Regions from separate parts of the Homo sapiens genome. Here all the other regions are linked to region 4. A link is an interaction called in ENCODE POLR2A ChIA-PET data of the cell type or tissue named here. Cell type or tissue: MCF 10A. All regions are shown on one strand.

Region 1 (4,000 bases), 140 kb after region 4:
TCACATGGGCACCCTCCCCCACTCCAAATCCCCACGGCAGAACTCGCCTGTGACCCAGGATGGCATCCAGGAGAGCCCATGGCAGGACCGGCACGGCGAAACCTTCACCTTCAGGTAACTTCTGTAATTTCACTAGTGAAGATGATTTGTCTTAAACAGCTTTTTAAAAGGTTTTTATGGCCGGGCGTGGTGGCTCACACCTGTAATCCCAGCACTTTGGGAGGCTGAGATGGGTGGATCATGAGGTTAGGAGTTTGAGACCAGACCAACATGGTGAAACCCTGTCTATACTAAAAATACAAAAATTAGCTGGGCATGGTGGCATGTGCCTGTAATCCCAGCTACTCAGGAGGCTAAGGCAGGAGAATCACTTGAATCCGGGAGGCAGAGGTTGCAGTAAGCCAAGATCGCTCCACTGCACTCCAGCCTGGGCAACAGAGTGAGACTCCGAAGTTTTTATTAGGAAAAACATCAAACATACACAAAGTTGAGCGAATAATTAACTCCCATGCACCTGTCAGCCGGCTCCAACAGTTACCAGCTCAAGGCCAGTCCCGTTTTGTCTGTACTCCCACCTACTTCCCTCCTTTGGTATTATTTTGAAGCAAATCTCAGATTTCATATTATTTCATCTGGAAATATTTTGGTATGTTCCTTTCAAAGATAAGGACTCTTATTTTAAAAACTGTATAACCACAATGTAAAAAAAACTATAACACCTAAATAAAAACCACTTCTTAACATTATGTAACATTTGAGGATATTTTAAAATCCAGCTTCCTCTCTTAAGTCCCTTAAAAGAAAGCCCAAGTATTTTCTTTTTATCATAGCATCAGATTCTGAACTATGTCCATCCACTTCTATAGAGATGCCAGGATGTCTATAAATTAGACCCCATATCTCCTTATATTTAGTTGTCAGCATGCTGAAATAAAATTTTATGTGGATGCACCAGCAGGTCAGCTTCAGAATACTTTAGGACAAGAATTGATTTTTCCCTCTCTGTGACAGAGATCTGGGTAAATGAGCCTTATGGTTGTAAATGCTTTTTCTCTGGGTTTGTAATGGGCCTGGCTGTGATTGGTTTCTGCCTGTTAGAGCTAGTTTGGAAACTGCACTCCTTTTCCTGTTGGGGAAGATCAGCAGCCTGTGATGCTATCTGGTAAAGAATGGGACTGTTTCTTTTGTTATCTCTCTTTTTGTCCAAGCTTGTCGCAAAGCCACTTGGATCCTAGCTCATTTATTTGTTCAATATTTATATATGGAGCACCTATATTAGAGTATGTTGATTTCATAAGCCCCAGGGCTTACCAGGAAAATTCTGCTCAGTCCTGATTATCTTAAATGAAGGGCTGGTCCAGCATTGAAAACATTCTAGCAGCCAAATTATTGAGCAATCTGTTCTTGCCCTTTTATAGGGTGGTGGAAATATGTGGACTAACAGGGTAGCAGTGGAGCATCTGAAGCAATATCTTCCCAGAGTTTACATTCTAGTGAGCGCATTAGGTAGTATATACAAATAAATAAGACAACTGCAGATTATACCAAATGCTATAGAGGAAATGGAGTGATATGCTGGAGATTTATTGGAGGTGGTACGTTTTTGGTAGGATGAACAGGTTTCTGAGATGATATTTAAGCTCATATTTGTATAATGAGGGAAAGCAACCATGGGCCTTCCAGGCTGTTGCAGGCATGGGGAAGTCAAGTGCAGAGAACTGGAGATGGGAGCAAGTTTGGCATGTTTGAAAACCCCAAAAGGAACTGGAATGGCCTGTGGCTGGAGTGTAGCACATTGAGAGGAGAACAGTGTTGGTGTTGGTGCAAAGCTAGGCGAACAAGAGTTCAGAATTATTCTCAGTTCCATAATTGCAGTAGTACAAGAAGAAAATAAGTGGAGGCCCAGATAATCTCCATAGAAACCACTAGAGAGCCCTGAACTGCTTCTGTCACCAGATTAGGACATTCCTTGGGGTATCCTGGGGGTTAGAAGGCCCTGGACCGGCTCCACAAAATCTAGGTGGGTGACCTCCCAGCTCAGAAAGTTGGCAGGCAGCCACTGCTGGAATGGGTGAACATGGAGGTGCATACCTGTGCACAGGATTGTTAACATCGCATAATTGGCACTTAAGGGGCAAGAATGCAGGAGGTGAGCAGCAAAGACAGGTAACTTCTGGCCTGCTAAAGATGAGCACAGATGCCAGGCTGTGTGATACGGAGTCAGAACCAACTGTTAGCTGGCTTATGGTGGACCGCTTTTCATTTATTAACTTAAACTGTCCTGAGCTAGATGTCTACCATGTACTAGACACAGACAGTTTATAGACTTACTCCTTGAAGTTCTGAGGCCCTGGCTAGGTGCCAGCTCTTACAAAGGGAAACTCCACACTAGGGGGGTGGGTGGGGAGGCAGTAGTGATGGAGTCACCCTTCCTATCTTGGGGAAGTTCTTGGTAAACACCCAAGGTCCAAGCTGTCAAGCTGCCAAGAGTGTAAAGCTTTTTGATTTGAAAACTGACTTGGACAGAGGTCATATTTCTGTAAAAGATCTTATCGGAGGGTGGGTGCAGGTCCTGAGTTTGAAGTCCAGGCTGTGGAAGACTTAACAAGCACTCCTGGTTTAGGGTTTGTTTATGATTGAGAGCTATATTAATCCAAATTCACATCTTTTTTTCTTAACTGAAAATATCTTATTGTTAAAGATGAATACAGGAAGTAACAAATGCATATCCCTCAAAAATTGTGCTGAGTGAGAAGGCACATGGTTCTCTGTTAAAGGGTCGTAAAGTCCTACCCTGCTCTGTACTACTATTAATATATTTATTTCTCTAACACATTAAAAAAAAAATCTCCTGAGGTGTTCCCAATTTTGAGGAGTACAAAATACCTTATATTCTTTTTTTGTTAAGTATTCTTAATAAGATTATAAGCTGCCTGAATTCCTTTTTGAAACCAGCAATGATATAAACAAAGTTTTTGCATATGCAGAGCTAGGACCAAGCAGCCTGAATGAGAACCCAAGGCTCTAGAGAAGGAGGTTTTGCCAAAGGTGCCACAGCAAAAATACAGTGAGAGAAATGGAACTTCTCATTCAACTCTTCCAGTTGAAAGGAGCTGCGAAACACCAACCATTCACTCCAGCTCAGTCACCTCTTTTTTTCTTTTCGTAGTGAATTCAGGGGTTAATTTCAGTTGACAGTGACTTGCCCAGATGTCAGCTCTGAAAACATTGCATCTCATCATGTTGGGTATTGGCCTGACGGGTATTGGCATGAAGATAGTGGGCCGCCTTGGATGTCTCCTGCCTCCTCTATCTTGCTCAGAGGGAGGCCCTCCAGATAAGCACCTCTTTGTCTTGTGAAGTACTCTGTTGCAAGTTTGCTCTTTTCCAAAAAAATATGTTTAGCTTGTTAATCATTAAAAAGTCACCTTTATAGGCCGGGCTTGGTGGCTCACGCCTGTAATCCCAGCACTTTGGGCAGCCGAGGTGGACAGATCACGAGGTCAGGAGTTCGAGACCATCCTGGCCAACATGACGAAACCCCATCTCTACTAAAAATACAAAAAAATTAGCTGGGCATATTGGCGTGTGCTTGTAATCCCAGCTACTTAGGAGACTGAGGCAAGAGAATCGCTTGAACCTGGGAGGTGGAGGTTGCAGTGAGCTGAGATCACGCCACTGCACTCTGCCTTGGGTGACAGAGTGAGACTCCATTTCAAAAAATAATAATAATAACCTTTATTATAATTGAACATTCATTGAAAATACATCCTCTCGGAGGCCCAAGACAAAGCAGAGGAAGTCTCCTCTTTGACCTTAAAACTTGCATGATTAAGCTTTCATATCTACATGTGTCATTTCCTCCATTATTAATTCCTCCATTATTAATTATCCCAATAATTATAACATGAATAATTATCCTAATATTATTAATTGTTATCTCCTACATTTTATAGTTTTCAGATAGCTTAAAGGATATGTTCATAAACTACCTTGTTTG
Region 2 (4,000 bases), 110 kb after region 4:
TTCTTTTTAAGAGACAGGGTTTTGCTCTGTCACAGGCTGGAGTGTGGTGGCAAGATTATAGCTTGCTGCAGCCTCAAACTCCTAGGCTCAAGCAATCCGCTGGCCTTAGCCTCCCGAGTAGGTAGGACTACAGGAGTGTACCACGACACCTGCTAATTTTTTAAATAGAGACAGAGTCTTGCTTTGTTTCCCAGGCTGGTCTTGAACTCCTGCTTCAAGCATCCTTCTGCTTCAGCCTCCCAAAGTACTGGGATTACAGGTGTGAGCCACTGTGCCTGGCTGTGTTTCACTTTTTAAAAATCCCTAATACACACACAGCTGATCGTTAAATGTCAATAATTTTTAAAAGTTGTTTTCCTGTTTGGAGTGCATTTTTTATGTCTTCAAGTGAGACCCCTCACCACACAGGTAGTATATATGATAAGCAGTCCCTCTGGAAACCTAAGGAGGGCCTGGCCTGATCACAGTTCCAATTCCAGGCAACTTCTGAGCAGCTGTCTTTGAGTTAAGTAAAGCAGGACACACCTGTGAGCTCTTCTGCCTAGCACAGGCCGCGGTGGCCAGCCTTGGACCACAGAGGGCAGGCTCTCTTTGCTGGTCCCTGGGCTGTTCATCTGCTGCCCAGAGATCACTGTTCCAGGCTTGATCAGGATCAGGATCAGGTCTGAAGCCTCTGACATGCGTGGGCAGCTGCCATTCTATCATGAAAACATGAGTTTTCCTAAGGGGATTGCAGTATTCTGGAAATTAAAAACAAGGTAGGAGCAAGTCGTCTCCTTCCTGTGGGAGTAGCTGAAGCTCAGTTCTGAAATACAATGCCTGGCACTCCTGGGAGGGCTGGGACCTGGCCTGTTCCATGCCACTGGGCGGTGTGCGGTTTCCAAAGAGGGCTGGGGCTGTTATCTGACCTCCTGTCTTAATGAAGTGCTTTGGCTTCATGTCTGCCTCTGAGAGAGCTCTGTGACTGGAGCAGCAGAGTCAAATCGAAGACAGGGGACATCCCCCCAACCCCCATCCCCACCCCCACCTGGGCCTGAGCCCAGGAACTCCATGAGCACAGACTCACTGCCACTTCCATTGCTCAAAACCAGCTGCAGGGTCTGGGAACCAGGCTCAACTTGCTGTGCCAGGCCAGCCTGGACCTCCTCTGACCTGGGCCTGAGCTGATAAGTTGGGGGAACAGTCAGGAGACAGTTGGGCTGAGGTTGTTTTTAAGACTCCTCTGTGGCCCATGTGCTTGGATTTCTTGTCAAAACTCTCCCTCCTGACCTGCCTAACTTGCCCCTCCCCGCCATGCCTAGGCACACATTTTCTTCCCATAATATCAGACCTGATTCTCAGAATGGGTACAGGGCGTATTCATGGGGGCGCAGCTTCAGGAAGGGGCCTGCTGCAATGGCGTGCTGTGCTTGGGGGCATGAAGTGTGCAGGGGTAGGTATGCTGGCCCTGAGACTTTCCCCCGTGAGAATTTCATTGCCACAGCGCCAGTGGGTGGATCGATAGCTTTAGGAAGGTGAGGTTTCTTTTGTGGAGAAAGCACCAGGAACACTGTGTCCACCCCCAACCCCACCCCAAGCCACAGGCTCCTGGATGGCCTGGGTTCTTCCACTACACTCACTCAGCCCTTCTCTATGTGGTGCCCATGCCTGGAGCACAGCCCAGTCCCACCCTGCCCCTGAGGGTGGCTCACATGTTCTTAAGGCAGGTACCAGGAGGATGACTGGCCACTCAGGGATGCAGGAAGTGGCTTTTCTGCATGGCCTGCCTGGTGAGTCACCTGGAGAATGCTGGGCCCAGTTCAGTCCTCCCAGTCCCACAAGGCCTGTAGATACCAAAAATGGAGACAGAATCATCCTTGGAGAGAGGCCCAGGGGCAGGCCTGGGAAGCAGGCAGAGTGGGGACAAAGAGGGCCACCACATAAAACAGGCCCCTGTGGGCCTGCCCAGCCCCTCATCACACACGGTGGTTGGTCTGTGCAGTGTCTCTTTTGTCCCAGTGGCTTCATTTTGTTTCCACTTTTTATAAATGCTTGCTAATTCGGCTTCATCTTTTTCAAAATAATAATATGTCATTGTGAAGAGATGTCCCCTGCCAGGCATCTTTAGGGCTTTTCTCAGGGCCCAACAGACCGATGCACATGAGGGCATCAATGCCCTCCCCCAGCCTGGTGAACCCTGACTTCCATTCCAATGGAAGACACGTGGGGTGGCCGGTCTCTGCCCCTCTCGAAGGCACGTTTTGGGTTGGAAGGAGGCCTTGGGCCCCCTAAGGCAAGCTCAATAAGGGAACCAGTGACAGCGGAGAACTCAGCCACACAGCTCCCTTCAAGGCAAGTGGGGACCTCACGATGACCGCTGTGGTTATTCAGTGCCTGCGTGTGGCAGGCCCTGTGCTCCATGCTCCTTTGACATCATTGGGTCTAATTCTCAAGGGCCAGTCCAAGAGGCAAATATTCTCATTACGCCCATTTTACAGTGGGGAAACAGGAGCAGAGAGGTGAAGGAATTTGCCCAAGGTCACACAGCTTCAAGCAGCAGAGCCACTGCTCAAAACCCAGGTTTGGCTGCCCCGAAGGCTGTGCTTTTAACAGCACACCATCTGCCTCCCACCTGGTGAGGTCCGCTGAGGGTGCCCACATGCCTGCCCTGCGCTAGGTCCTGAGGGGACGGCAGACGCCTGTGGGCAGAGCCTACCCTCCGCAGTAGCTCAGAGCAATCTGCTTCCCTCCCCAAAAGGCCTGAGTCAAAACCCTCTCCACTGATGAAATGTTTCTTCCTGTGGAATTCCGCTGAAAGACAGCTCCCGACTGTGTCCATTTGTTCTCCACAGGAGAATCCTGTAGGGGAAAGATTATCAAAATATTTGCCGGCCTTGCAGGGAGTATTCAGAGTCGTTGCCGGAGTGCTACTAGATGTGTGAGGTGCTGCTGTTCCTCCTGGCTTCTGTTTGTATCCATCTGCCAAGGAGGGGAGAGGGGCAGAATCTCTGTTTAACCTATAGGTGGAAGCTATAGTTAGCATTCTATGAGCCCATCGGGGATGCTCAGGTACAGTGCAGATGTCTGCCAGTGGCATGTCCAAATAAATAGGCATTTAAGGATTTCCTAGGCCAGGCGCAGTGGCTCATGCCTGTAATCCTAGCACTTTGAAAGGCTGAGGCAGGCAGATCTCTTGAGCTCAGGAGTTTGAGACTATCTCTACAAAATTATAAAAATTAGCCAGGTGTAGGGGTGTGCCCCTGTGGTCCCAGCTACTCAGGAGGCTGAGGTGGGAGGATGGCTTGAGCTCAGGAGGAGGAGGCTGCAGTGAGCCAAGATTACACCACTGCACTCCAACGTGGGCAACAAGGCTAGACCCTGTCTCAAAAGAAAAAAAAAGAATTTTCTAGTTTAAAGCATTAGGGGGGATCTAAACTTTGAACTGGGTGAAGTGCAATTGGCATACTCCTGGAGTCTTGGGTGTGCTGAGCCCCCAGGGTGGAGGAAAAAGCCTTGGGTTTTTTGGTCAGAAGATCTGACAACTTGACTAGCTCTGCCCTTGACTGGCCAGGCAAGTCCCTCACCTCCCTGGGCTCATTGCCTTACCTGTAAAATGGGGTGGGGTAGCCAGGGGAGATGATCTTTGAGAGGCAGGGCAGCATCTGGGAGCCAGGCTGTCCAAGTCCCTTCATAAGAGCTGGCAAATGGCGGGCAACCTCTCTGGGTCTGTTTCCTCATTTGTACTGTGTGTATGTGTGTGTGTGTGTGTGCACCTGTGTGTGTGAAATGGGTCTATATGTAATGTCTCTGGAACAGTGCTTGGCTATTACATAATAAGCACTCAGTAAACTTGGCTATTATTATTTATGGCCCCTCTCCACTCCCACATGAACTAAACTGTGGGTCTTGGCAATCATCCTCTGAGAGAAAATGCTTTGTTTGAGCAGTGGGTTGAAAGGCTGGCTGGAGGGAAAGAAGATTCTTCCTTGCTGGAGTTTAAAAACAAGACATGGGGCCGGGA
Region 3 (4,000 bases), 370 kb after region 4:
TCTAATAAATGTTTCCCTCAAATCCTCAAACTAAAAATCTTAAAATATGGAGATGTATTAAATGTTGAGAAAAATTAAAAATCTTTTTCAGAATTTCCAAAGGACACAAAGCAAATTTTAGTTAGAACAAAAATTCCCATCTCTTCTACAGTTTATCTTTTCAGATTGCTGAGAAACTCTTTAAATGCTGAAAGTAACCAAATTATAGGAGACAGTAGAGGAATGGAATCGTTTCCTTAGGTAGTACCATAAGTTTAAAAAAAAAACTTTTAAAATCACATTTTATTATTCACTAAAATGTTTTTCCTTAAAACTGTTATTCTTTAGTGTGATACAAAGTGAATTTTTTAAAAATCTTAAGAGTTAAATCTAAATAACATGCCTCCACTGTTTTCCTATGTTTACTTTTTAGAAGTATTCTACTTACATTTTAGTTTCCTTTGAAGCACAAGTCATTTAAGTAGGCAAAAGTTAAAATATTTTGTAATTATAAAAACGAATGAATGCACTCTGGTAGGCATGAAAAAAATAAAAAATTTAAAAATTTAAAATAAAACTATACCCATTTCCTTTCATTGATAATTCACTATAATCAATTATAGAATGCACAAAGTGTAAGGGAAAAAGGCCAATAATGCCTGAGAAACTAACCAATGTAAAAGAATTAAACTTTATGTAATTCATTTACCATGCAATCCTCCCCAATATAAGAACAATTAATGCTATCTAAGAAACGGAATGAAGGGGCTCCTAAGGTATTTTCTCTTGGGTGGTGTGTTTTCAGACTGGGTAAGCACTTGTACAGAATGTTGCACAAGAGATTCCTGGCTGGCTAAGTAAAGCATTCACTAGATGGACTCTAAAGTCTCACAGTTCTAAGATTCCCAATCTATGAGTAGACGTGAAAAATAAGAAAACATTTTGCCTTTCAATTAACCCATTGGCTTTCACTCCCACCCTAGCTGGGCACACACATACTCAAAAGTTATTTCTCCCCTTTCTCTGCAGTGATTTCACGAGATCCTCGCGAACAAAAGGCACGGAAAACAGGCACAGGTGGAATAAAAAGGGGAGTGGCTGAGGCCAGGCGGCTCTCGGGACAGCGCCCCCACGCCCCCAGTTCTCCCGGCCGCACCTGAGAAATCACTGCCCTCCGCACCTGAGAAATCACTGCCCTCCACACCTCGACCCTTCCGCGCCGGCGCCAGGAGCAAATTCTCCGACCTATTACCCTCCGCCCGTACCTTGGCCAGACACTGGGCATTGTCTGGAGCCTCCTGTGCCAAAGAAAGGCAAGGAGGAAAGGAAAGGAGAGAACGAAGGAGAAAGAACAAGTGAGAATAAAGAACGGAAAGGGAAGTAAAGCAACAGGGAGACCGTACGCTCCTTTTGGTAAAATTAGCTTCCTCATCGATCACTCGATTTAATTCAGCCCCCAAAACCAACCCACCAGCCCAAAGGCTGCAGCCGGGGGTGGCCAAACCGGAGTCCCTCGAAGCTGTGCCCGCCCGAAGCACTGAGGCAGGGAGAGAGAAATGTGCGTGTGGGCTGGGCCTGGCTGGCCCGAGGCCGGGCTCCGAACAAAGCCGCCTGGGTCCCCATACCTGGGGCGAGGGCTCTGGGCGGCGCCGCCCCAGACGGGCGACGCCCTAGCCCCGCGGACCTGGCCCGGGCGAGGAATCGCGGCCGGTCCCCTCCCCGCCCTCGAACAGCGCCCCTTGGGGACAATGGGCCCCCTCCCCCGCCTCCGGGAGGAGAGATACAAAGGAAGAGAGGAGCCGCCGGGCGCGAAGCCAGGCGTCGGGAAAAGTGAAGGTGGAGGAGGGAGAAGGAACAAGAGGGGATCACGGCGCACGCAGGAGCCCGCGGGCTGCTCCCCCGGCCGTCCCGGGCGCCGCCCGAGCTGCACCACGGCGGCAAAGGCGGGAGCACGGACTAGCGGCCCCCTAGACCCCCGGCCGAGAAGGGAAGAGGAGTCTGCACACAAAGACGAGCGGGACCCTCACCCTCCGCCAGCGCCGGACCGAGGACGGCGGAGCGCGCTTTCACCGCCGAGGGTCCGCGGCGCCCGCCCAACCCGCGCTTCTCAGGGGCCGGGGTCCGTGCGGGGCGCCCCTCTCCCCGACTCACCCACAGCTCCGTGCCCCAGCTCATGGCGGAACTTTCTGGCCGTCTGGCGGTGCCGCTGTCCTTCAGTCTGTCGGCTCCACAGTCTGTCCGACCTCTCACTCGCTGGCCGGCGGGCTAGCAGCTCAGCGGGTCTACCTCGAAAGGTGCCGCCACCGCCGGGCTCCCCAGTGAGTGAGAAAGACGCGACTGGAGAAGCCTCCGCCGCCGACGCGTCCCCGCCTCCCCGCGCTGGGCGGGAGGGGGCCGGGGCCGAGGGGAGGCGGAACGCGGCGCGGGGAGGGGGCGGGGCGCAGTGCATCCTGGGATCGGGGAGGACCTGGGCTAGCCTGGCCACCGCCGGCGGGGTCCCCAAGCGGGCACCTGGTCACCCTCGCTGGCCCCTCTCGCTGGTCGAGTCTCCTCCTGCAGGTACCCCGGAGCTTGGACTGCCCCCACTCCGCTGCCAGTCGGACCCCTGTTTCCAAGATAGAAAGGGAGAGAAGGGAAAAGACCCCCACCGCCGCTATTATCTCATTCCTCCTCTGCGCTGAGCCCCTTTACATGAGGCAATTTTAGTTACCTGCCTTTCCTGCCTCTTGTCTCCTCCACTCGGGAGAAACCTTGACAGGGAAGCGTCATCCAAATCCTAGAGTTTAGACTGAGGAGAGTTGTGTTTTATTTTTTTAAATCTTGATGCTTAAGGTGATCTCTCCTTTCAAGCCTGATGCTTTGGCATGACGATTCTTGGGAACCACCAAAATGTGCACAGGTTGAACAGCAAATGTGAAGGCAACATGTCCCCGATTCTGTCTTTAATTAAATATTTTAATTTTATAAATTCTGTCAGGAAATTATAAAAAGAGGCAGCTCTTCCAGTAATCATTTAGGTATGTTGCCAGCGCACGAGATGGAAGACGTGGACAAATGTGAGCCGAGCTGTCACCTGCGGAAGATGAGAAGGCAGCTTGCCCCATGTCTGGAATGGGCACCTCGTGGGTGAGGGTTGGATGGGAGCCAGATTTTTCTCTGGTAGTGTAAACAGCTTATTCGGAACTTCAGATCTCTTTCACCTCCCAGTATCGGAACCTTGGAGGCAGGTCCACTACTTCCTTTTTTCTCTATGGAGCTACTTCCTGGCCTATCTCCATGGAAAGGCTGTTAGCTAGTTTGGCTGGTGCTACTAGATATCAAGTACGCTGAGCAACTCCCTAACATATGCTTTAGTATTAATAGCTTGTCTCCTAAAGCAAGCAAGCGCACACACACACACTTCAAAACAGTCAACTAGTAGAGTACTCCTCAGTGCGTCATGACAGCTGGGTGTTTTAGGAAGCTCTCCCAACGGGTTCTTTGTCAGCATTGAAACTCCTCCCCTACCTGGCCTGGACAGGTGTTCCAACCTCTTCCGCTTAATCCGTATTCTTTTGCCTAGCTGCGCTCCCTCTTGGAGTTGAGGCCAACAGCCTGAGTTCGCCTGACAGTCCAGTTGCTAATCTTCCTAAATTCTCTGCTGTCCTTTTCTGAGGCCACTTTAAGCATACAAATGCCCTCTTCCAAGTGGGTTATAGCCAATTTTTAAATGCTTAACTTTGTACCATGCAGTGAAAAGCCTGTGAAGGATTGAACAACACTTTCTAACATTTTTCTACATTGCCTCTATTCCAAAATAATTTCTTCGTTTATTTATGTCACCTAACACTGTTAACCGCCTCTCCCATCACTTCCTATCACTCCCTAGAATCATGAATGTATTTTGCAATTGCAAGTAACATTAATTAGTAAGGGGAAATGGATTTTTTTTTTTTTGAGACGGCGTTTCACTCTTGTCACCCAGCCTGGAGTGCAGTGGCGCGATCTCGGCTCACTGCAACCTCCACCCCCCAGGTTCAAG
Region 4 (4,000 bases):
TTTTTTTGAGATGGAGTCTAGCTCTGTCGCCGAGGCTAGAATGCAGTGGTGCAACCTTGGCTCACTGCAACCTCCGCCTCCTGGGTTCAAGCGATTCTCCTGCCTCAGCCTCTTGAGTAACTGGGATTACAGGCGCCCACCACCACACACAGCTAATTTTTGTATTTTTAGTAGAGATGGGGTTTCACTGTGTTGGCCAGGCTAGTCTCGAACTCCTGACCTCGTGATCTGCCTGCCTCAACCTCCCAAAGTGCTGGGATTCAAGCGTGAGCCACTGCGCCCAGCCCAGAGTTTTAATTTCTAAAGGATTTTGTGAATTATTCACCAATGAAAGCAAAGCTATAAATTGCAGCATAATTTCAAAATATTGCTTGGGGGATATGATCATGAGAAAACATAAAACTCTATTCTCCTGTCAATTCCTGAGCAAAAATTATCCTACAGTGATAGAATAAACTAGTCACAGTGGGCTTTCTGTGCAGCTAATTTATTTTATGTGCCTACTGTGTGCCAGGTATAGCACTAGATTCTGGGTATACAGTGGTGATTAAGACAGCATAGTCCTCACTCTCTTGGAATTTTCTAGTATAGTTTTCCAACTAGCAGCTGGCCTTTTGCATATCTGGATAGCCTGAATACGTACCTCTTGTTCTTTCAGTAGTAATAATATGTTTGTGAATGTTCCATTCACATTCTTCCCCAGCATCCTTTGTATGTAGAGTGTACTATACACATGGCTGAGGGATCAGGGAAGGTGTGAATCAGATCCTGTAAACCTAGCACAGGCCCTGACCACGGCAGCATTCTTCTAACCTCCTAATCAGTGAGATAAGTGTGGTTGCTACCTAATAAACCACTGTAAAATTACATTAGAACTCCTCATTTATATTTTTTGGCTCAAACATGTTCTCCGTGTGTCTGTTGGTGTATAGCGCATCTCTATACAAATGTACATGGCCCTTTCCCATGTTTTATTTCATTTTCCCTTCAGAAGAAGCCTGTGCAGCAGAATGAATCAGGCAATGGTATCTCACACATGGATGAAAAGTGACTTCCCTCCCCATTCTTCTGGGGAGGGCTGCTTCCCCGCTTTGCGAAGCCCCACCTCTTACAACCTAATCTGCAGCGCCAGCTTTACCAAGTGAGGTTCACTTTATATTCAGCATTTACTGAGTCATCAATCCCCAGGAATCTCAAGATACCAAAAATATGGAGACCCCACAGAGAAAGCTCAAGTTCACTACTGCAAATGCCTCTGTTCTGAAGAGTAAATTCGAGTAAGAAAAGAAACAACTAATCATGTTTATGCTGAGAAATGTTTCTCTTCTTTCTCTCCTTCTTGATCTGCTTATTTCTCATAGTTCCCCGTCTCTGAGCTTCTCCCTGGGGCCTACAAAATGCATCTCGCTGGCATCCTAGGAGAGCACTGAATAAATATAAAGTGATAATGAGGAGGCGGCAGCTCTGGGCCACCTGGGAGGTGATAAGTGCAGCCAAGAGGCCCGGTGGGACCTGAATGCCTGCTCAGACAGCCCAGGGATCTCAGGTGTGATATAATTGTTGCTCAGCTTGTTTCCTTTACCCAATAAACTGTAGCTCTGTGGGGGCAAGTTGTATATTGTGCTCTCCATATAGCCCTAACGCAGTGCCTGGTGCTCCATAAATAGTTATTAAAAGTAGGAAAGAAGGCAGGCAGGCAAGGAGGAAGGAATGTGTGGGGGTGCACCTAAGCTTCTGAGGTTGTACAGAAAATGTGGACAGAAACCTAAAGTCTAGGTAGGAGCGGAGTTTGCACTCCGTCTTTTAAGACAGAATCCCTGGGTTAGTTCAGGTGAAAGCCCCGTGGATTAAACCTGTTTGATGCCTGGTTTGTGGGAGTCAAGGGATGTATGCGCCTCCTCTCCTGGCTGCCACACAGGAGCTGTGTTCAGTCTCACAGGGGCATCATCAGCCTGGGAGCAGCTGTGTGGCTGTAACACCAGTGGATGCCGGTGTAACAGCTGGTACACACACCAGTGGTGACCCCCAGATGGGCCCACAGGGCAGAAACACTAAAGGCCAGGCCTCCTTCTCCATGAGGGCTGCCCAGAGTTCCTTCACAACAGCGACAAAGGCAGAGCCCAAGCCCATTGGAGGTTTTGCAGGTAGTGGACGTGAGTCCTGAAGAGCAGCTTTACCACTCCAGGGACCACCAGGCCCTGCCCGCCTAGAAGTCATAGCAGCCAGTGTAGACTTTAGCTTAGGAATACACTGCATGACCATCTCTGTGGGACCCCTTCGCCCTCAACCATCCTGTGAGATGTGGAAATTGAGGTTCAATAAGGCTGAATAACTTGCCTAAGGTCACACAACCAGTGAAGTGTCAGAGTTCGTACTCAGGGCATCTGGTCCTTTGTCAATCACATCAGCAGAGGCATAGCAGCTGCAATGTTGAGAATACACTTGATCTTAGCCAAAAGGCCAAGAAGTGATGCAATGTTGAGAATAACCAGCAGAGGACAGCCTCCACCAAGAGGCCATTTACTGCCTTTGCAGAGATCAAAGCTAACATACCAGTATTGGGGCATATGTCACCATGTGCTCCCTGCTCCCTGACAAGATACACTGAAAAGGATCCAACATCAATTCTGTGATTTTCCTGTCATAAAAAATTTACCTAAACCTAATCCTGAAATACCAGATAAACTCAAAATCAGGGGCAGTCTGCTAAGCAACTGGCTAGTACCCTTCAAAATTGCTAAGGTCCAAAAAGTCAAAGAAAGGCAGAACTGTTCCAGGTTAAAGGAGGGCCATACAGCTAAATGCAATTAAATGCAATAAATGATTGATCTTTCATTGGATCCTGGGCTGAGAAAAAAGCAATACAAAATGTAAAGGACATTATTGGGACAATTGACGTAATCTGAATTTGAACTGTGGTTTAGATAGTAGTATTGTATCAATGTTAAGTTTCCTAAAGTTGCAATCATAATATGTTTACATAACAGAATGTCTTTGATCCCGAAATATTAAGGGGTAAAGGGGTACAATGTTTCCAACTAGCTTTAAAATAGTCAAGGAAGAACACAGAGATAGTAATAAGGCCACAAAAGAAATGGAGCACAATGAAAGCAATAGGTGAATCTGGGCAAAGGGCACATGGAAGTCCCTTATACTGTACTTACAATTTTTCTGTAACTTTTAAATTATATCCATATTAAAAGTGAATGAGAGAGAGAGAGAAACTGTCCTAGTTTTTCAGAGCTTTGGACTTGTGGTAGCCACACCCGATTTGAGTCAGTGAAAGCTTTCTCATTGAGGGGGTGGGGGCAGTGAGGTGAGGCCTCTTTTTAGTAAAGTGTGGCTTCAGCCCACTGTGGAGCCCTGACCTTTGCCCTGGACTGACCAGAGTGACTGCACACAAAGCTTACCTGATAATAGATTTACCTGACCTATGAGACGGCCTTTGCTTAAACATTTTGAGGGAGTGAATATAATTCACACCTATAGGTGGAGGAAGAACAGTGGACCAAGCTGAAGGCAGAATGGAGCTCTGGGGGCTGGGGACACAGGGAGCATTCCAGGGCCTGTGAAATACAGAGAAGGAGAAAGGAGGGTCATCTGGGGGAGGGATGCAGGGTGGAACCACCACCTACAGCTTTGCTGGGGCAATCCTTCCAAAAGGTAAGACTGCTGGAATCTGAATGAGCAGGGGAAATGTTAACAGTAAAAAGACTGCTATGAGGGGTAGCCATGAAAAAGGACATAGAGTAGAAAAAGCCGATGGAGATGATATAGACAATGATGTGTGTTAGAACCACTTGGAGGACTATTGGAATTCTGATTCTTTTAGGCCTGGGATAGGGGGGTAGAGAATTTACATTTCTAACAAACTACCTGGTGCTGCTGGTCTGGACCACACTGTGAGTTGCAGTGGTGTTGCAGATGATTGTGTCCAGCCCACCCTGGAGGGGTAATGCCTGTGAGGAACATGTGAGAGTCACAATCAAAGAGGTCCAGG
Region 5 (4,000 bases), 130 kb after region 4:
AAAGAGAGAGCTAATCTGACCCCCAATACAGCACAGCAGCACCTGACATAAATCAAGTGACCACATATTGTAAATCTGTTTTTGGACTTTATTCCATTGGTCAGTTTGTCTATCCTTCTACTATTTCTATGACTTTATAATGGATCTTGATATAAGATAGTGTTAAGTCTTTTCCAGTGGGCTCCAATTTTTCACCCCACCAAATCATCTAGTGCTGAAGTGCCACCGCCAACTCGCACTTTGCTTTCAATACGTCCATACGAGTGCAATTGATTTGCCTGTTCCCGTGGATGGTTCATTTGTGGTTACCTGGGGCTTTGTCTCATCAAAGCCCTTCACATTGAAAGCCAGCCAGGTGTCTGCAGACGAGCAAAGCAGATCTGTTGGGTAATTAAATAACGCGGGGAAGGGGAAGGAGTGGATTCGACGAGGCTGTCTCTGGAGAGAGCTTCAGAAAGGAAGTGATCGAGCTATACTTGAGGACTGGCTCCTTGGGGAGATACGAAGAGAGCCAAACTCTAAAATCCGGGCAGAGGAGGGCCTGGCTAGGTCACCGAATGTAAATGTCTCGGGGGGTTCCGCAAGGCAGCGCGAATCGGCTCGCCGGGGTGGGGCCGCGGAGCCGCAAATCACCAGTTGAGGGCCGGAGTGCGCGCCGCCGGCTCAGAGCTGCGCCTGCTGCTGGCCGGGCGGGGGACGGGGCCGGGACCGGAGCCGGAGCTGCGGGGCGCACCGGCTAGACGCGCGCGGGATTCTCGGCGGGCACGCCCCGCGGACCATGAGCGTCCCCAGCTCCGGGAGCAGCCGCGGCGCGGGCGGTGCGAGGCCGGCCGCGCGGCGCCTTTGAGCCCCAGCCGGAGGTCCAGAGATCCTGAGAGCCCGAGCGCCCAGCGCCGCGCCGGGAGGTGAGTCTCCGCCGCGCGCCCAGCGTCCTCGGGGTGCTGTTCCTCCCGGGGCGCCTGGGCCTCCCCCACCCCGGTGAGGACACGCTAGGAAGTTTGTTGGACAAAGTTAGGCTCTGGGGAAAGTAGAGCCGGCGTTTGTTGGTCCCTACCCACCCCCGCCAGCGGATTTGGCGTTGGGGGCGGGGGTGACTGAAGTGGGGCTGGGGCTTGCGCTCTCCAGGCCCTCCGAGCGCGCTGGGACTCCCCGAGACGTGGCCCACGGCGGGGAGCGCTCAGCGATTGGCGGCCAGGCATCTTGCTCGGTGGCACTCGAGCGGCATCTTCCCGGGCGCTGGCCTCGCCCGACCCCCTGCCCGTCGGAGCTGCTCTGCCGGCCACCCCGCCCTGTCCCGCCCGTCCCCTCTTCGCAGAAGCCGGCCGGGGTCGGGCAGATGCGAGGGCCCAGAGCGCTCTGGTGGAAGCCCAAGGCTCCGAGGAGGCGAGTTTCTCCGGTAATCTCTTGGGAAGTTTGCAAAGAAAGCGAAGGAGCCTGCCCTGTAACTGTTGACAACATCTCCCTCCCTCTCTCCCTTTGTTGAGAAAGAATGAATAGTTGGTTGTGTTGCTCCCTCTGCGTCGCGGTGGGGAGAGGCGAGGGAAGGCAAAGGAAGGGAGGGACGGTGGGAAGGAGGTTCCGATAGATCGTACAGCCCAACTGTCCTTACCCACTTAGGCCGCTGAGGGCGCCGCCGCTTTAAAACGGTGTAATCAGGTGTAGACACTCGTCGAGGAGGAGGTTGAGCGGACTCCGAAGCATCTGGCAAGGCGGCGTGTTCCGTGGGGCGGCGGGTCGGGTCATGGTTGGGGTTAACTCGCTTGAAGCAAGGTGCAAAGGAGAAAAACCATTTTCCTAACCTCATATCTGTTTTCGCTTAAAGCTGTTAGCTGAGATGGAAAGTAGAGCCGTGCATTCAGATTGTTTTAAACCTTGACTTTATCTCCCAAGGCTACACAGACCTCCCCAAGGAAAGTACGCTGGCCGAGGGAAGGTCATTTTGGGAGCTGATAGCCTCCCTTGTGTTGCCTGGGACTGAGTTGAGATCCTGGAGGCTGGGAGAGGCCTCAGTGCTGGGGGTGGGGCCCAGCTCAACACAGGTCCAAGTGGGAAGGGGCTACCCGGGTAACAATGGGAAGCCCACAGGCAAAGCGCTTGTCTGCGGGCGTGCCAGGGGGTATTGAGGATAACGTAAAGACCTTGCCAAGCCAGGGGATCCCACACCACTCCAACTCCAACTTTCTCTAAAGTGCTGCTGAGAAGGCTGGCATTTCCAGGATGACTAACCAAGGTCTAAATCTCCTGTTCATATAGGCAGAACTGCTTGTCAAATGGATGCTAATCTTAAGAACCTTATCGGGTAAATCCTGTACTGTGTTGCTTGAAATACAATCCATGGAGGAATTATTCATACTTGAATCATTTGGCTAGACTTCATAAGTTTACTTCAAAAATAAAGAGATACTCTTAATTCCTAAACCCAAGCAAAACTTCATTTTAAGTGGATAAGCCAATTGAATATGTGTGGTTGTTTCATCTCCTCTCTCCATCTGACTCTCCAGAGAAGTTATAAAACTACAGATCCAAGTTGTAAATTCTCTGTCATGGGGCAGCCGAGACGGTTACATTTCCAGAGTTTAAAATATAATGAAAAGTTCTTAAAGCTCACATCAGATAACCATTATGAGTTAAACTTGAAAATATCCCGTTTCAGAAATAAAAGAGTAAAATCCAAACAAGTGGGCTGCTTATCTCTGCCTCAGCTTGCAAGATCATCAGTTTCTTTGAGACATCATTGTAAAGCAAGTGAGTTGGGCCTCAGTTCACAAACATTTCAAAGCCCAGCGACTGACCAGGCCCAGGAAGGCAGCACATGTGGTAAAGTTTGTCAGCCTCGCTCTTGTTCCTGATGTTCACATGAGTCTCAGATTTTCATATCAAGATGCAGAGTCTTTGACTTTTGTATAATATTTCAAAATCTGGCATTAGACTGAGTCAGGACATTGTGTTTGTTTTCCTGCACAGTAGAGAGAAGTCAGATGGCCAGAGTCTCACCTGGGCTTTTTTCTAAAGACTGCATGTAGGCTCACTTGGTTTGCCTGTACGTGTGTCTGTGTCTGTGTCCGTGTCCATGTCCTACTTGGCTTGGTGTCTTTGCATCTATTGTTCTAGGTTAAAACGTTTCCCTCCCCATCCTTCCCAGTTGCAGTCTTCATTTGTGAACTCTCAGAGTTACTTCCTTTGTGAACCCTCAGTATAACAGAGATACAGTGACTCTTATCTGACAAGATAGATAAGAGCAGCCCCTGTCCTGCTTAGAGGGGACCTGCTATTTACTAAGTGTTTGCAGTATTTCAAGAACTTTGTATACACAATCACTTTTAATCTTTACAACAATCTTATGAAATAGCTGTTAAGTCATTTTTTAAAATGAGAAACCGTCAGGTTGAGTAACTTGTCCCAGGCCATACAGCTGGTAAGTCAGTGGCAGAGTAGAGATTTGAACCTGTAGATATCTGCCTCCAAAGCCTAGGTTCTGAGTCATACCATTTTATTTTTAAAAAATCAAATGGTACATAAGAAGTATATAATGACTAGGGACATTGAGACAGAAATATTTCCAAGTGGAGAAAACATGGGAGCCAGAGGCTGGAGACTTGGGTTTAGTCTCCATCAGCTGTCATTCCAACCGCTTGTTCCTATGGCAAGACCTTTGCATTTGCCAGATCCCTTGCCTGGAACCCCCTTCAGACCTTTTTTTGACTGGCTCCTTCCCTTGCCTTTTTTCAGGTCTCATGTCATTGTTACCTTTTCAGAGAGGCCTTCCCAGTCCACCCTAATGTAAAGTAGCTCTCCACCCGCAACAGTCATCCTTTGTCAGTTCATCCTGTTTATATTCCTTAGCGTGCTTACAACTTGGATGTTAACTCATTTTCTTGTTTGTATAGGTTGGATTCCTCCATGAGAGCAGGAGCTTGTCTAATTTATTATATCCTTAGCCTTGGTACACCATAAGCCCTCAGAGAATATATATCAAATGAACATTTATTTCCCTTATCTA
Region 6 (4,000 bases), 120 kb after region 4:
GAACAGTGTTTGGTGGATTACAACAGGAGGAGTGTGGTTTGGGGTCTCCCAAATGTGTTTGATCATAAGGACACATGGGCTCTTGTTAAACATTGGCTGCCAGGTCTCACTTGGATCTCTCCAATTCAGACCTCTGGGACAGGAGCCAGGGGATGTGCATGATTCTGATGATCAGGTGACTTTAATGATCAGGAAAGTTGGAGAAGGTTGATATTAAGAAGGCATAGGCCTCCAAGTATGGAGAAGGGGACTATAGAGAAGAATGGATGAGAGGTTTGGAAAAGAAAGGGGTAGGGAGAAGAAAGAGGAAGGGACCAGGAGAGCCATGGAGAGTGGAGTGGAGGAGAGAATTCATGCCCAGAGGACTCACATTTTGGATGCTGAGAAAGAATGATGTGATGTGAAGCACTCTGGAGTCATGACTGGGCTCAGTCACAGTAGCCGGGATCCCACGGTGGCTGGGAGGGCGTCAGTCCCTGGAAAGTCTCCTCTTTTTGTCCCTTGATGATTCATGCAGGGCATTTCAGGATCCCGGAGCTGGCACCAGATTGACATGGAAGTGGAGTTGCCAGCCAACAGTGTGATGTGATTTCCACGTGCCAGGGGAGCTCCCCACCCTGTGCTCTGTGAGCATCCCTTACCGGAAGTTCCACCAGGAGCTGGGCAAGGCTGAAGCTACCAGGTGTGGAGGGAATGACGTGGGCTTTAGAATCCTGGTCAGATCTGTATTCTCATCCTCTGATACTTTTTAGACATGCAACCTTGGGCAACTTAGCCTCTCTTTGCACCTCAATCTCCTCATCTATAAAATAGGGATAATAATACCTGCCTCAAAGAGCTGTCGTGAGGATTAAGTGGGCAAAGCACACAGAGTGCCAAGAGTAGGTGCTCAGGGGCTCAAGCAAGAGGCAGAGCCTTGGTGGTGGAGACCACTATCAGCTCCACTCCACACTGAGAGCCCAGAGCAGATGGGAGATGGACAGTGGGATAGGAGCACAAGAGGTGAGCGTCCCTGGAGCTACTTTCGAGTTTCTGCCCCCTACTAGTCACCAAAATCACAGCAGTCCGTGTTTACAGAGGCATCTTACCTGTCCTCTATTTTTACTGTGTTACCAAGGTGGTAACAGTATAATATTATTTTTGTATAAAGTGTTTTAAAGGACCACCTGATCTGTTGTCCCCAGCACCTTGCACTTTGGGGGACGCTATGTGTTCATCATCAATATATTCTGAAATAAGAAACAGAAACCAGAAATTTAATCATCCAGTACCCAGTCCACAAGAAAGGCCAATGACTCACTTCAGAATATGCGAGGATTGTTCACTCATTTCCTTCCATGTGGCGTGTTTGTCACTGCCTGGTCATGCTGTGAGGAAGAGCTGCTCTCACCTTCATGTTCATGAACCTGAGACAGACGAGGTCACATGGAGATCACTCAAGGGGTTCTTTCTTCCTGGAAATGCTGACAACTGAGAAGTTTGCCTCTCACAGCTGTATGAAAGGTTTTGTGAGGAAGAGGTTAGGGCAGCACCAGGGGTTAGCCCCCCAAAGTGCTATTCCCTAAGCCTAGTACAGGAAAAAGAAATTTCCCCTGTACTGGGTAGAAGGATGACTGCTGGCTTGCTCCCTTGCAGGAGGGTTGTTGAGTTGGAGCAGTGCCTCTCACACAGGTCACTGGGAGGCTTGTTAAAATGTGGGTTCTGAGTCAGTGCCTTAGGGTGGGGCTGAGATTCGGCATTTATGGCAAACCCCGGGCACTGGAGAGGCAGCTGCTCCACAGCCCCAGGACGGCGCTAGGACACACCTGTGAACCTTCAATGTGGGTTCCTGCCATGGGGAAAATTCAAGTGTATGTAGAGGCTTGACTGTGGTTCCTGACCTGCTTGAGACCCCCACACACTCTGACCCTATGTCTGAAACTCTGTTCAAAAGTCCAAATCTCAAATATCTATGGAATGCCTAGCAAGTGCCAGGCACTGGGCTAAGTTTACCTAACCCAGCTTGCTTGCTTCTCTTAAGATTCACTGTGCCATTCCACACCACGCTCAAGCAATCAACCCCAAACTCTCCCACTCACTCTGAGGAACAAGGGTTCACACTGGGAGATGAAGTGGGCAGTGGAGTCAGGGAGGCCAGTTTAGGGAGCTCCACATCCCAGCTCTGTGAACTTGGCTGGTTACTCTGCCTTTTTGTGCTTTCATTTTCTCGTCTATAAAAAGGGCTTAATAACCCCCACCTCTCTAGGTTGCTGAAAGGATTAACTCAGATGATGCACACAAAGTTCTTAGCCCTGGGCTGGTAAGCATAGCTTTTATGATTCATATTTAGTTTGTGTTTCCCCCATCAGAACCTTTGGTGCTCTCTCCCTCTTTGCAGACACCTAGGCCAATTCTTGTGTGTCTCCTTATGCTTGACTGTGTTACTATCTGGAAATTATTCTTACCATTTGGAAACCTCAGTACTGTCGACAGCACCATTAAAAGCAGTTCCAAATGGTTACCACACAAGAGGAGGCAAAAGCAGTGCCCCACAGCAGCTGTGTGTGCACTGGGGAGGGGGGTTCCTGTGAGGAAGGAACCAGAGAGGAAAGGGCCAAACTGACAGCCTCTTGCAGCCCTCCAGCTTGCTGTGCCAGCTGCTCTTGCACTGGATGCCGAGCTGTGCGGCGAGCACTTCATTCCTAATGATGCAGTGTCAGTTATAAATCACTTATTTAAAAATCAAACTGGCCAACCCTAGATTGTCTTTATCATAGCACCACTTTCACTCACTTGCATTCCAAAGGAATTTTAGAAACATTATTTAACTTTTCATCATGGCATTTTTCAACCATATGCAAAAGTAGAGAGAATAGTGTAACCAAGTCCAGCTTTAAGAGTTGTCCACATTTTAGCAGCAAAAGGTCTCTTGAGTGAAAGAGAATGGTGTGGGATCGTACACCCCTGCCACTCACGTGGGAGTGAATTGTACATATTCATGTCTTATTAGAAAAAAGGCTGAGAACTCTTGGTCTTTCCTGTCCATTTCCATTTGCATTTTTTTTTTCCTGGAAAATGGGATAATGACCCTTACTTTGCAGGGATTGACTGAGCCTGAAAAATGGGCTGCTGGTCAGAGCCTCACAGATGCACATTCCTTCCTGGGCTCTGCCTGCCCCTTCTGCTCCTGGGTGGAAAATGAGGAAGGAACAGGCACAAGCAGGAGGCTGCTGAGCTGGGAGCAAGGACCAAGGCTCTAATCTGGCCCCTCCCACCACCCACTGGCAACCACCTGCCTGCCAAGGCCGCCTGTCTCTTGCAGGGTGGATTGTGTCCTGCTTTGTAGAATGATAACTCCTGTAAAAATAAGCACCTTAAACAGCCGAGAGAAAGGGACAGTAATCTGACCCCAGGCTGTGTGTACCCCACAGGGAAGGGGTGTGTCTGTCATACTTGCCCCTGCTTCGATTTAGCTCTGAAGTGCAGGGGAGACCATTTTTCCCACTCAGCAACAGCAGCCTGTGAAGTAATGGGAGGCTGTTCCCCAGTGGGACCATTACCACTATCATTTCTATAATGCTTTCCTTCTGAGAGGCTGAAGTCACCACTTCCCAACCCTGATAGCCCCACACTGGCTCAGGCAGTGGGTGTTGTGGAAAGAGGATGGGATGTGGAATTAGAATGTCTCACCTTCAGTCCTGGCTCTGCTATGTAATTTGCTCAGTGGCCTTGGGCAATCCCTGAGGCTCCATATTCTCCTCCTGAGTATAGTGATATTTTACCCCAGAATGACTCTAAAACTCATACACATATTATTCATCTTAATGGTTTAATTGGACTCGGTTTAGGCAAAACTGTGAAACAGAAGTGTTAATTTAGCATTTTCTACTTTTTCAGTCAGATTCCCCCTTTTTCCCAAGTTCCCCCTTTCCACTCACCCTTGAAGCACCCAATAATGTCAGGCAGCCAGTCAAGAAAATGGCCTAGAAAACGAATATACATTAAAGGCCTAGTAGTTTAA
Region 7 (4,000 bases), 150 kb after region 4:
CTTGGCCAACACTCAACAGTTTATAGGTATAACAACTACGCAGTGCACTAAAATATCAGCATACCATCGTACTAATACACAAAACAGAGCCTGTCTTCAGTGAACGGGCCCCGAGCCTTTGCCTGATTGTTCTTGTGCTTAATATCAGTGTCTTTGCTGTTTATTCTTCGATGCGTATTTATTAGCTTGTTTTATGCCAGGCATTGTGCTAGATGCCAGGTACCTAGTGAAGCACGAAATAGATGTATCCCCTGTCCTTAGGGAGTTCTCAGTTTAGGGGGCATTCAGGCAAATGCATCATTAAGTACGTAACTACAAAATGAGGAGGTACAAGGAAGATACAACATCAGAGGACCCCAAGTTACTTAGACTGGTGGAGAGAAGGCCTCTCTGGCATGGGAATTTGAAGATTTGATATAAAAAGAGAATATATTTCAGTAATAATTTTTATGTAACCGTGTTGAAATAATGTCTTTGAAATAGTAGGTTAAATAAAGGATTAAAATTAACTTCAGCTATTTTTTAAATTGACTATCAGAAAATTTAAAATTACCCATGTGGCTCACGTTGTGTTTTTATTGGCTAGCACTGGTCTAGATTTGGGTAAGGACTTCAGATTTTCTCTGTAGGGCAAAAGGAAATCTACCTTTAAAGGATTTTAAGCAAGGGAATGGCACGATCAGTTTTTAGAAGATTGCTTTGTCTCCCTGTGGAGGAGGATTGATGGAGAAGAGGATGAGGAGGGAAGGCAGGAGGTGGTTGTAAAAGTACAGGGAGCAGGTGGGGTTCTGCACTAGCGTGGTGGTAGAGGAGAGAAGTCTGTGGATTCGAGATATAGTTTGCAGGTACAGTCTGCCATATCTGCTGAGGTTTGGATATGGTGGGGTGGGGGAGAGGTATAGTCAAGCATGGCTCAGGCAGCTGGGTATATGGGATAGGGCATTTGCTGAGATAGGGAAGCTTGGGAGAGGACCAAGGCTTTATTTGTTTGGTTGATTGCATTTTCTTAGGGAAGGGGGTTATGGTAGATTGCTGAGAATCAGGACTTCTGTTTGGGGTTTGCTAAGTTTGAGATGCATGCATGTCTAAGTGGAGGTGTTAAACAGACAGGCGGTTGGAATTATGAGCCTGGAGCTCTGCAAAAAAGGTCTGGCCTGAAAGGTATAAAGTTAGGAGTCTGCACAGAAGTGAAATTAAAGCCATGGAAATGGATGCCATCGTCAAAGGAGAGATCTAGAGCTCTATGTAAAGAGTAAAGGGAAGGAACCCTAAGAACGACCTCAGAGGAATCCCAGCACAGTTTGTTCCAGGGAGTCAGCAGAGGAGGCCGAGTGCAGAGAAATAAGATAGGATATGGATAGATAGGATCTGGATAGGGTTGGTGTTCAAAAGAAGATTTTTTTTTTTTTGATGATAGAATTCAATAGGAGACTATCTTGCCATTTAAACTAAAGCATATTTTATCCACTACTTGATTTTTTTAAATAAGGCAGACATGTTTTCAGGGCCACCCTCCCTGGGGTCTGTGTCAGCAGCATGGTGATTATACTCCTGTGGTTTCTTCCCAGCGGTCCTGGACATTCCCCAAGGACCCTGTAGACAGAGGAGGTACATGGACACTGCAGTGTCTGCCTTTGCCTAAAGGGTGATGGCTGCTTTTTCAAGGTTTAGGTAGGTGGCCACGTTGAGGATGGGTGTCTGCCCGGGAAGACAGGTCAAGGGGATATGTTCCTTTATCTGGTAGGCAGAAGCCCTTCCTCTTAGAGGCTTGAGGACATTATCTCAAAACCATAGCATTTTTATTCTGCCTCTCGATTAGTTAGAAAAAGCCTTTACAAACACACTCTTTCAGAAGCCGGTAGGGAATGGGTGGGGGTGGGGTAGATGGGACTGGTGGGATTGGAGGAAGGGCAGATAGATAGCAGCCAAACAAAGCATCTGCTTTTATCAGAAGTGCTGTGTTTGAGCTTAGACAGCCTGAAGCCTGATGATTCACTGATGCCAGATCCTCTCTGCCTGCCAAGAGACATACTGGCCTTGATACGGTTTTTCTTGTTCTTACCCTATTCAATTTGACTGACTGCTGCCAAGTTAAAATTTCAACAGTGGCTTTTAGCTTCATGCTGTCACTAGAATTCTGCTGAGCCCAGGTTAACCCATGACTGGGTCAAGTTTTTATCAACCAGTACCACTGTGTATTAGTCTTGGATTCCTATATAGACTCACCATAGTGTAATATGCAGGATATTTAAATGATGCTGTTTTAACATGATTAGGGAAACTGCCTGAAAAAGGAGTTGAATTGCCATTCTTTTCATGAACACAGTCATCAGGCATTGCAATGTTTTCAGATAAGATAGACACTGACTCATAGAAAAGTAGGAACTGGGCCAGGCGCGGTGGCTCACGCCTGTAATCCCAGCACTTTGGGAGGCCGAGGTGGGCGGATCACCTGAGGTCAGGAGTTCGAGACAAGCCTGACCAACATGGAGAAACCTTGTCTCTACTAAAAATACAAAATTAGCTGGGCGTGGTGGTGCATGTCTGTAAGTCCAGCTATTTGAGAGGCTGAGGCAGGAGAATCGCCTGAACCCAGGAGGCAGAGGTTGCAGTGAGCCGAGATCCTGCCATTGCACTCCAGCCTGGGGCAACAAGAGCAAAACTCCGTCTCAAAGTAAAAAGAAAAGTAGGAACTCGCTGTTGAAATGAAAGAACCAGGCATTTTAGAAGTAATCAGGCCTTAGAATCTCTGACAGCCAGGGAGGGAAATGTGTTCTTGTCTATAGTCTACCCTAGACTGTAAGAAAAAGGATTCCCAAGGTCGAGGTACATGATAAACACAATCCCATGGCCTCAAGTTTAAAAAGAGAAACACAGTTCAGGACAATTAAAAACAATGCTGTGACCCCAGTTCCAAAGGAGGAAGAGGTATGTGGCCATCCAGATAGCTCTTCTGTTTAAGGATGTGAATGAAAGACTGACTCCAGTCTGAACCTGCTCCTTTAAAGGATTCCCCCAGTGTGGTAATGAGGAGCCAGGGCCACTTTGATGTATTCATTCACAAGTATGTTGAACTTTGGTGTGCCAGGCTTTATGCTAGGTGCTGGAGATTCAAAGACAGAAAGGCCAGGTCTTTGTGCATGTAAGGAGCCCTCAGAGGAAGGATGCCCATTTGAACTACCTCTCCTTAGCAGCACCTGTTCTCCATCTTCTTTGCAACTGACCTAATTTCTCATCCACGGTATAGCCCTTTGTATTGCTCCACTGGATTGATAAGCAATCCTGCCTTTCCTGACCTCTGACCTTAACATCTTTCCAGGTATCATGTTACTTTTTCTCCTTGACTTGCTGACTGCAGGTGGCACTTTCTAGATAACCCTTTCCTTTGGACCTGCCTTCTCTGTGCTGCCACTTCCTCTGTGCTTTCCTGACCTTGGACCCTGAGCCAGACCCAGGGAAGGTCGGGTCATGCAACCAAGGTCCATATCAGAGGGTGGCTCTGGGCTGTAAAGAAACAGAGTGCAGAGTGAAAAGAGGATTGTGAAAAATGTGAAGGGTAACAAAAGGGCTTTCAGAAGTTATGTTTGGAACAATAAGACCAAAGAGAGGGGCTTGTGAGAGAAACCAAACTGCTAAGCTTCTGTTCAGCTTGCATTTTTTTCCATCAAGAAATGACTTCTCTGACTGGAAAGGGTAGGATAAATGTGAAGCAAGAATCGCTGGCCTGGAGTAGATGAGGCCATGACAAGAGACTCTAATGCCACCCGATAAGGTGAAGCCCCAAAGTCCAAGAAGACTGAGGGAGTGTGAGACTGAGATCATCAAATCATGTGATGTTGGAGGAATAATGGAGTAACAAGAACTACAGGAAGGATGCAGGTGGATACATAGTTTAATTTTTAAAAAAGGATTTAGAGAGAGAAAAGCTACAAAATGATAAGCTTGACATCGATCTCAGGAAATATTCTATTATAAAGTGGATTATCAAGACAACGATTTT

Evidence for each region. Peaks named below come from ENCODE experiments on the same cell type or tissue, not always from the same donor. Only the 100,000 strongest peaks of a DNase experiment are listed, where the experiment ranks them.
Region 1: POLR2A ChIA-PET joins it to region 4 with 11 read pairs; 13 of 35 experiments call an interaction of 5 or more read pairs at or near these places.
Region 2: POLR2A ChIA-PET joins it to region 4 with 17 read pairs; 9 of 35 experiments call an interaction of 5 or more read pairs at or near these places.
Region 3: POLR2A ChIA-PET joins it to region 4 with 12 read pairs; 4 of 35 experiments call an interaction of 5 or more read pairs at or near these places.
Region 5: POLR2A ChIA-PET joins it to region 4 with 62 read pairs; 13 of 35 experiments call an interaction of 5 or more read pairs at or near these places.
Region 6: POLR2A ChIA-PET joins it to region 4 with 30 read pairs; 11 of 35 experiments call an interaction of 5 or more read pairs at or near these places.
Region 7: POLR2A ChIA-PET joins it to region 4 with 14 read pairs; 9 of 35 experiments call an interaction of 5 or more read pairs at or near these places.

What each region holds. Positions count from the first base shown.
Region 1 is chr1:93,670,728-93,674,727 of GRCh38, reverse strand. BCAR3 (BCAR3 adaptor protein, NSP family member) reads left to right here. Exons shown (of 12, transcript NM_003567.4): 2 at 1-114. Among named protein-coding and RNA genes, the nearest start is that of BCAR3, 9.1 kb to the left of the region's middle. In MCF 10A, no CTCF peak of the experiment used is centred here; DNase peaks (open chromatin) are centred at 1,387 and 2,407.
Region 2 is chr1:93,699,575-93,703,574 of GRCh38, reverse strand. LOC102723480 (a long non-coding RNA gene) reads right to left here. Exons shown (of 4, transcript XR_947602.3): 4 at 1-4,000. It also overlaps a transcript of BCAR3 not described here. Among named protein-coding and RNA genes, the nearest start is that of BCAR3, 20 kb to the right of the region's middle. RefSeq lists enhancers at 1,096-2,006, 1,230-2,429. In MCF 10A, no CTCF peak of the experiment used is centred here; DNase peaks (open chromatin) are centred at 914 and 1,714.
Region 3 is chr1:93,446,436-93,450,435 of GRCh38, reverse strand. FNBP1L (formin binding protein 1 like) reads right to left here and starts at 2,318. Exons shown (of 17, transcript NM_001164473.3): 1 at 2,131-2,318. The coding sequence starts at 2,154. RefSeq lists silencers at 2,161-2,210, 3,150-3,444 and an enhancer at 1,691-2,669. In MCF 10A, no CTCF peak of the experiment used is centred here; DNase peaks (open chromatin) are centred at 1,155, 2,335, 3,105 and 3,435.
Region 4 is chr1:93,812,678-93,816,677 of GRCh38, reverse strand. It overlaps a transcript of BCAR3 not described here. Among named protein-coding and RNA genes, the nearest start is that of MIR760, 32 kb to the left of the region's middle. RefSeq lists an enhancer at 2,065-2,605. In MCF 10A, CTCF peaks have their summits at 2,496 (motif pointing right) and 3,463; a DNase peak (open chromatin) is centred at 2,487.
Region 5 is chr1:93,678,503-93,682,502 of GRCh38, reverse strand. BCAR3 (BCAR3 adaptor protein, NSP family member) reads left to right here and starts at 666. Exons shown (of 12, transcript NM_003567.4): 1 at 666-905. RefSeq lists a silencer at 644-923. In MCF 10A, a CTCF peak has its summit at 1,624; DNase peaks (open chromatin) are centred at 562 and 1,582.
Region 6 is chr1:93,690,816-93,694,815 of GRCh38, reverse strand. LOC102723480 (a long non-coding RNA gene) reads right to left here and starts at 1,665. Exons shown (of 4, transcript XR_947602.3): 1 at 1,301-1,665; 2 at 642-802; 3 at 371-537. It also overlaps a transcript of BCAR3 not described here. RefSeq lists enhancers at 1,439-1,608, 618-1,817. In MCF 10A, no CTCF peak of the experiment used is centred here; DNase peaks (open chromatin) are centred at 565, 1,345 and 1,705.
Region 7 is chr1:93,662,807-93,666,806 of GRCh38, reverse strand. The region is part of intron 2 of BCAR3 (BCAR3 adaptor protein, NSP family member); the gene reads left to right. Among named protein-coding and RNA genes, the nearest start is that of BCAR3, 17 kb to the left of the region's middle. RefSeq lists a silencer at 1-94 and an enhancer at 3,723-4,000. In MCF 10A, no CTCF peak of the experiment used is centred here; DNase peaks (open chromatin) are centred at 2,006 and 2,346.